Linked DNA regions of Homo sapiens: region 2 is linked to region 1. A link is a contact called in ENCODE Hi-C or POLR2A ChIA-PET data. All regions are on one chromosome and are shown on one strand. The core of a region is the stretch at or near the end of the contact, and the rest is flanking DNA. Distances in the headings are between cores, read along the strand shown. Region 1 holds the start of KDM3A (lysine demethylase 3A). Region 2 holds the start of MAT2A (methionine adenosyltransferase 2A).

Region 1 (3,147 bases), core at 552-3,051:
TTGAGTTGTTTTTCAAATTAATATTTAATTACATAATCTAAGTTCTCCATATCTTCCCTTATATTTTACATTTGAGTTGCATATTTCTGAGATATTTATGTCTTCTACTCTGAAAACAAATTGTCAAATTTGTAAAATTTCTCATCGTTCATAGCGTCACCTTAGGATAGGCCATGTTTTTAGATTCATAACAGTTCAGGAGACCATACTGTCTTCATGGACTTTATCTTTAATATAAAATCCTTTCTCTTTTGATACTTTTAATTGTATTAATATTGCTATACTGCTTTCATTTGGCTACCATTTGATTAAATATTTTAGCCCAGTATTTTCAAGCTTCCTGTTTTGTAAGCATTTGCTTATGGTCAATTTATAGCTGGATTGTCCTTTTATTCCCAACTGTCTTTTAAAACTTGTGAGTGAAATTAACCCATTTACATTTATTGTAAATACTGATGTTTGGACTTTTCACATGAAAAACATTTTTACCATATGTTCTGGTTTCTTTTGCTTATCTCGTTCCCATTTCTGCCTTCTTTCAGCTGGATAGGTTTTTTCTTCTCATTTAGCAGCCCCCTTCCTTTAAATGGTCTACAGATTATAAATCCAATTTAATTCTTGTTACTAACTTTAAAAACTTAAAATCACATTCAGAATATGTATATTGAAAATCAACATCCAGAGTTGATTTGCATCTATAATCCCTTATATGTTTCCAAACATTCTCTGATTATACGTTTCCACGCTTGTAAAATGGGAGGCATGAGTTCTTCTTAAGGATTAAATGTGATGTAATGTCAAACACTAGCCTTTATGAACATATCTTCAATTTCTTCATTCCATTTCTTTTTCATTCAATCAAAATACTTCAGGTCCAGAGCACACAATCACCTCTAAACTCCTTTGTCCTTCAAAGTCACCTTCTCTTTCATCTCTTCCATCATTCATTATGGCCTTCAACTACTTTAAATTTCTTTGTAAGTATCTGAATACCTTCTCAATCCCACTTTGGAGAAAAAAAAATCTCATTATACATTGTATTTAAAGGTCTCTTTTGCTCTAAATTTAATGAACGTCATTATCCAGTAACTCCACGCCTTTCTTCATTTATCCTTCAAAATGGCGGACTTTAGACGTTCCACGATCAGTACCACGTGCGCCTGCGCCTCCCGCAGCCATTTCGCCCAGCAGCCTAAGCTCGGCGAGGCGCCTGCGCACGAGCCTCCAGAGCACTATCGCTCCTCCCTCTAGCTGAGTACGCCTGAAACCGCACGTTCTCTTCCCTGCCCTCCCCCGCTAACCCTGCACCGCCCTCACCCTTTCCTGTGAGATTCTTCCGCCAAGTGGAAGGCTCATCTTCGGTCGACAGCCTACGCGGTTGAAGAACAATCCAGTAGGCACTTATAGCTCAGGGTCTCGCCATTCAGTCTTATCTATGCGCCACAGCAATTTTCCTCCGGGCCCCAAAGTTGATAACCGATTTCGCGGGACTTTTTTTTTGCATACTGTGAGGCAACAAATGGAAAGAATAGGCCTATGGCGGAGGGATCACTCGCTTATTCTCTGTGTACTTTAACCTAATGGGGGTCGCCCGGGAGTCGGAAGGGGGAGGGGAAAGGGAGGAGGCAGCCAAGGAATTGTTTTTTTCTCTGGCCCCGCCCTCGCCCGGGGGGCCAATGGTGATGATCTGTTTCCCCCGGAGCCTCGCCCAGCTCCTGTGTTTCAGCCAATGAGCGGCGGAAGCGGCTCCGAGGGGGGCGGGTCCGGGAGGCTGTGCGTGTCTTGTGAGAGCTCTTGAACCAAGTCAGCGCTGGAGTCGGCTAGGCGGCTGGAAACGGCGGCTGCCGCCGGTGACTCAGGGAGGCGGGAGGCGGGGTAAGAGCGCCGCGGCCTCGGCTGCGGGGAGAGGGGAGAGAAAGGTGAAAGCGCCGAGCGCGCGGCCCCGTCGCCCGTTGGCAGCGGCGCAGGCCCGGGAGACGGGCGCCCGGGGTTCGGGGCCGGGGAGCTGGGCGCCGGGGCGGGGCGGCGGGGCAAGTGCGGAATCGCGGGCTCGCCCACCCTCCCCCGTGGGGCCGCCCGGGGCGGGGACCCAGCCGCCCGGGACCGGCTCTCTGCACCAGGGGCCTTTTCTTTTCGGGGCTGGGGGCTGAGCACTTTCAAATCCACTCGAGCCGCAGATAATTTTTCCCTCACTCCCTCTGCGGTTGCGTTTGAGCTGTTAGAAAAGCCAAACTTGGGAGAGCGAGGGTCACGCGGCGCTGGGGCCCGGGTGTGTGGCGGGGGAGGGCGGCGGGGGGCGGGAGGGCGCAGGAGGGGGGCTCGGTGCGGGTCCGCCCGGGGCCGCGTCCTCGCGCGGGTTCGGCGCCCTCCGCCCGCCCTCCCTGCTGTCTCCGCCCGGCCCCCTCCCACCGGCCGCCCCCGTCGCATTTTGTTTTTGTGTTTTTGCAGGGAGGAGCTCTTCCTGCAGGCGTGGAAACCATGGTGCTCACGCTCGGAGAAAGTTGGCCGGTATTGGTGGGGAGGAGGTTTCTCAGTCTGTCCGCAGCCGACGGCAGCGATGGCAGCCACGACAGCTGGGACGTGGAGCGCGTCGCCGAGTGGCCCTGGCTCTCCGGGACCATTCGAGCTGTTTCCCACACCGACGTTACCAAGAAGGATCTGAAGGTACAGGCGGCTCCGGGCCTCTGCCACCGGACGTTTCGCAGTTACCGTGGTAACGCGACCATCGGTTCCCTCCTTCCGTTTTCTGAAAACGGAGACCAGAAAGTTGGCATATGATCTGAAGGTGCAGGAAGCTAGATCTTGAAAGTCTTTGGAATGGTTGTATAGAGCCGAGTTGTGTTTGGCCCACAGCTCCTGGCTGCCTGGCTTTAATAATGGGCTTAGGGTTGTTCAGACACGCTTCATTAATGCCGGTGCTGTGTCCCACCAGGACTGTCTCATCTTTACTGCAGAGGAGGAGGAGTATTTTTGTTAGCGTTAGGTAGGGCCTGTAAGTGACGTTTGGAGTCATTAAGAATTGAAGGTTAGTGCTTGGAAGTACTTTCAGCTGGTTTTGTTTGTTTGTTCCTGTTAATTTATTCACTCAACTTTTAAAAAAACTTTCAGACTTGTTAAAAATGAAGTGAGTGTAGAGGGAGGAGCTTA
Region 2 (3,204 bases), core at 60-2,559, 900 kb before region 1:
CTGTTACTAGGGGTCTCCTTCACCTCCCCAGCGTAAAGTACATCCCATGCTAGGAGCAGGCCGTTCCCTGAGAACCTCATTAAACCCGGCGTTCTTGTCACGCGCTCCGCTCAGGGCCACCAGGCCACCAGCCCGACCAGACCTGCACCGAGGCCCAGCCCCAGAACAGGCTGCAGAGACCCCCGCCCCCAAGGCGGGCTCCCTCCAAACGGGACTCCATACTCCTTGCTGGCTCAAGTTTTGTTTCGCTCTTTTTCCCTGTAATTCCTTTATTGGGCAAAACTGGGACAAACGCAGGTGGACATTTTAAAGTGAAAGCTTCATGAAACAGCCCATTCCACGCCGTCAAGAGATCTGCTTAAGCACATTCAAGGGAACGAATAGCCCCCACCCACCAAAAAAGAAATGTTCGTTCCATATTCTCCTGAACAGAGGATTGAAACATCGATTCCCCCCCCCTTCAAAGGAACAGGAAGGCCACGGGGCAAGGACGGACTTGGGAGCGGCCTCCTTTCTCTCTGGAGGGAAAGGCTGGAGCGCTGCCTCCACTTTTAAGTCCACGAACCACGAAGGGTGAGGATCCCTCAGAAACTTTAGCGCAGGGGAGCGGGCAGGAGGGCGATTGTTTAAATCGATGGCAGCACCTTCATTAATCTGCTTTCCGGCCATCTTCAGCAGAGCCATTCACCAGGAAACGACTAGAAGGTGGGCCTGCGCCCCTCAGATATCCCGGGGCCGGCAACGAGCCGGGCAGGGACGCCGAAGGAAGGCCGTGAGGAGCCCTCGCTGGCCGGCCAAGATGGCCACCTTCACATGGCCGACCGCCACCGGCTCCCTGCCACCCGGCATCTAGAGGCGGGACGGCCAGAAAGACCCCAGCCGCAGCACAAAACCTCCGCGATTCCCGCCGCCTCCGCTGGGGGACGCGACCTCCGGGAAAGCTATCCCGGCCAACGGTCGGAAGGGAGGTGCCATGTCACCGCACAGGGGAGCGGGTCCAGCAAGCCCCAGTCGCTTTTTCTCCCACATCAAACAAGGAAGAGCAATCCCCCACGTCTCCTCGCGTCTGCATTTTTCTCCTAGCTCTAGCGGCTCAAGATAGCTGAACGGTCTCTGGAGGGCCGGATTGCCACGGCACCTCCCGCGGCCGCGCAGTGTGGTTCAGCCCGGACTCCGCGGGGCGAGCTGCCCTTCCTCCCCCGACCCCCGCGCAAGTGGTGCATTGGCGCGCGGCGCCGAGGGGCGGGGCCCGAGCCGGGCGCGCGCGGGCGCTGCTCTATAAATACCGGGCCGCACCGCCCGCTGCTTCGTTCGCTCCGCGCCGCCCGCCTGCTACGAGTAGAACGCTGTCCGCAGCTTGCGCATTTCGCAGCCGCTGCCGCCTCGCCGCTGCTCCTTCGTAAGGCCACTTCCGCACACCGACACCAACATGAACGGACAGCTCAACGGCTTCCACGAGGCGTTCATCGAGGAGGGCACATTCCTTTTCACCTCAGAGTCGGTCGGGGAAGGCCACCCAGGTGAGGGGACGGCCTGAAGCGAAGCGTGGGGCGGGGCAGAAGGCAGCGCCAAGGTCCGGCTGGCTGCGGCCGGCCGGTGGTGGGGCCCGCGCGGGTCGTCCTCGTCCGCCGGGTGATGGAAGAGCGGCGACCGCGCGCTTTCCTCGTGGCGCCGCCAGGGCCTGGCGCGTGGCCGCCGCTCCTCTTCCCCCTCCCCTCTCCACCCTTCCCTTCCCCCCTCCCTTTTCATTCGGTCGCGCGCCTAGGCATGCGGAAGGTTCCAGAAAACGTGAAGGGCGGGGGCTGTGGTCGCTAGTGAGTTCTGGCCGGGAAGGGAGGGCACTGTTAACCCCTCCCGGCCCTGCCGTCTGACAAACCTGGAGTGGGCGACCCGCCCCGCGTGCTCGCGTCCGGCCCTCGGGAGCGCGCGCCCCGCATTGCAGCGGCGACCACGTGTTTGCCGCATGTGGTATCTGGGCGAGGGGGAGCCGTGAGCCTCCCCGGCTGTCCTGGCCCTCAGTTTGAGGGGTGGGGGGCCTATGCCTTGGGACGTCGTCTGGCTCCACTGCCTCAGTGGTTAGGTCTTGACTACACACTGGAGAATACGCACATGCCCTTCGGCGGATATGGCCTTGCCTCCAAGGTGACGGCCTCTGACTAAATATAGCTCATGTCCAAGAAGGCAGTCCTTATTTGGACCCCTTGTGAAAAGGATGGGAAGCATGAATTAGGAGCTGCCATTGCTTTGGGTTCGCATTTAAAGTCTTCGGTGCAGGGTTTTACTTGAGGCTTTGTCCGCTCAACCGCCATTATGGGGATCAATTGGCACGTGAAGGAGGAGTAAAGCTATATTTCCAGGAACTGAAAATCTCAGCCTGAGCATATCGGCTAGTAAAGATGATTATTTGGCTCTTTTGGCTGTTTCTGCCCTTAGGATGACCGCAGTAGTTATCTATCTGGTGGCTTTAGGGTCTGGTCAGTTTACTGTGCCCATGATGAAATCCCACAAGTAACTTAGTGGTATGAGAGGACAAACCCAGGATCTTGATGAGTGCTGAAGGTTAGCTGTTACACCAGTTAGTAGTAGACCGAAGTTCAGAGCCTGCAGTCTGGCTTCCACATTATGTTTGGATTCTGTTTTAGGCGGTTATAGAAAATTCAGAAAAACGAACTTGAATTAGGGAGATATTTGTTCTCCCTCCTAACAATAGATGACAAAGCAGGGAGACATGGATTCGGAATACGTTTGAGCATCTTCTACACTGTTGAGCTTTTGTTTCCTGCGCAACTCCTAACAGCAAAATCAGATAATTGCCATTTTAGTCAGAAAATGCTTTTCATTTAATTGTTTAATCGAATTATCTTGTTGCTCATTATAATTGGTGTTCCTTAAGATTAGGGAAACTGGCCTACCTGTGGCCTCAGTTCTACCAGACTCCCAGGTGCAGAGGGGTTTGGTACAGTTGTGGAAGTGAATATGATATAGGGCAAATTCTGTTCTTTAAAGGATATAGGACTAACAGTTCACCTTTCTGGTGATTAGATTTATAATGCAAACTTTGAATTTTAGGAGGAAAGTGCAAACACAATGAATTAAGATGTATTAAGCATGTTTTTTAAAATCTCCAAAGATTTTACAGATAGTAACAGGGAGGGAGCTTGCATACATACATACATACTTTGTTTAAAGTTAAAGAAACTGAGC

The links. A loop is a pair of places that touch in the nucleus more often than their neighbours do. ChIA-PET counts read pairs that join two places held with the same protein, here RNA polymerase II (POLR2A). Pooled maps may share reads with other maps.
Region 2: a loop to region 1 is called in a map with no recorded cell type, with 15 times the contacts of the local background. The contact joins the promoter of MAT2A here to the promoter of KDM3A in region 1. A Hi-C loop is called at or near these places in 2 of 37 single-sample maps with no recorded cell type and 12 of 50 pooled maps. POLR2A ChIA-PET finds 5 or more read pairs at or near these places in 6 of 52 experiments (B cell, CD4-positive, alpha-beta T cell, CD4-positive, alpha-beta memory T cell and 3 more).

Annotation. Positions count from the first base shown.
Region 1 is chr2:86,439,570-86,442,716 of GRCh38, forward strand. It overlaps KDM3A (lysine demethylase 3A), which reads left to right and starts at 1,802. Exons shown (of 26, transcript NM_018433.6): 1 at 1,802-1,875; 2 at 2,449-2,664. The coding sequence starts at 2,479. RefSeq lists enhancers at 871-1,414, 1,236-1,435, 1,516-1,595, 2,586-2,645 and silencers at 1,726-2,115, 2,336-2,385.
Region 2 is chr2:85,537,859-85,541,062 of GRCh38, forward strand. It overlaps MAT2A (methionine adenosyltransferase 2A), which reads left to right and starts at 1,310. Exons shown (of 9, transcript NM_005911.6): 1 at 1,310-1,520. The coding sequence starts at 1,430. It overlaps PARTICL (promoter of MAT2A antisense radiation-induced circulating long non-coding RNA), which reads right to left and starts at 1,028. Exons shown (of 1, transcript NR_038942.1): 1 at 1-1,028. RefSeq lists enhancers at 228-317, 718-927, 998-1,087 and silencers at 1,118-1,387, 1,568-1,897.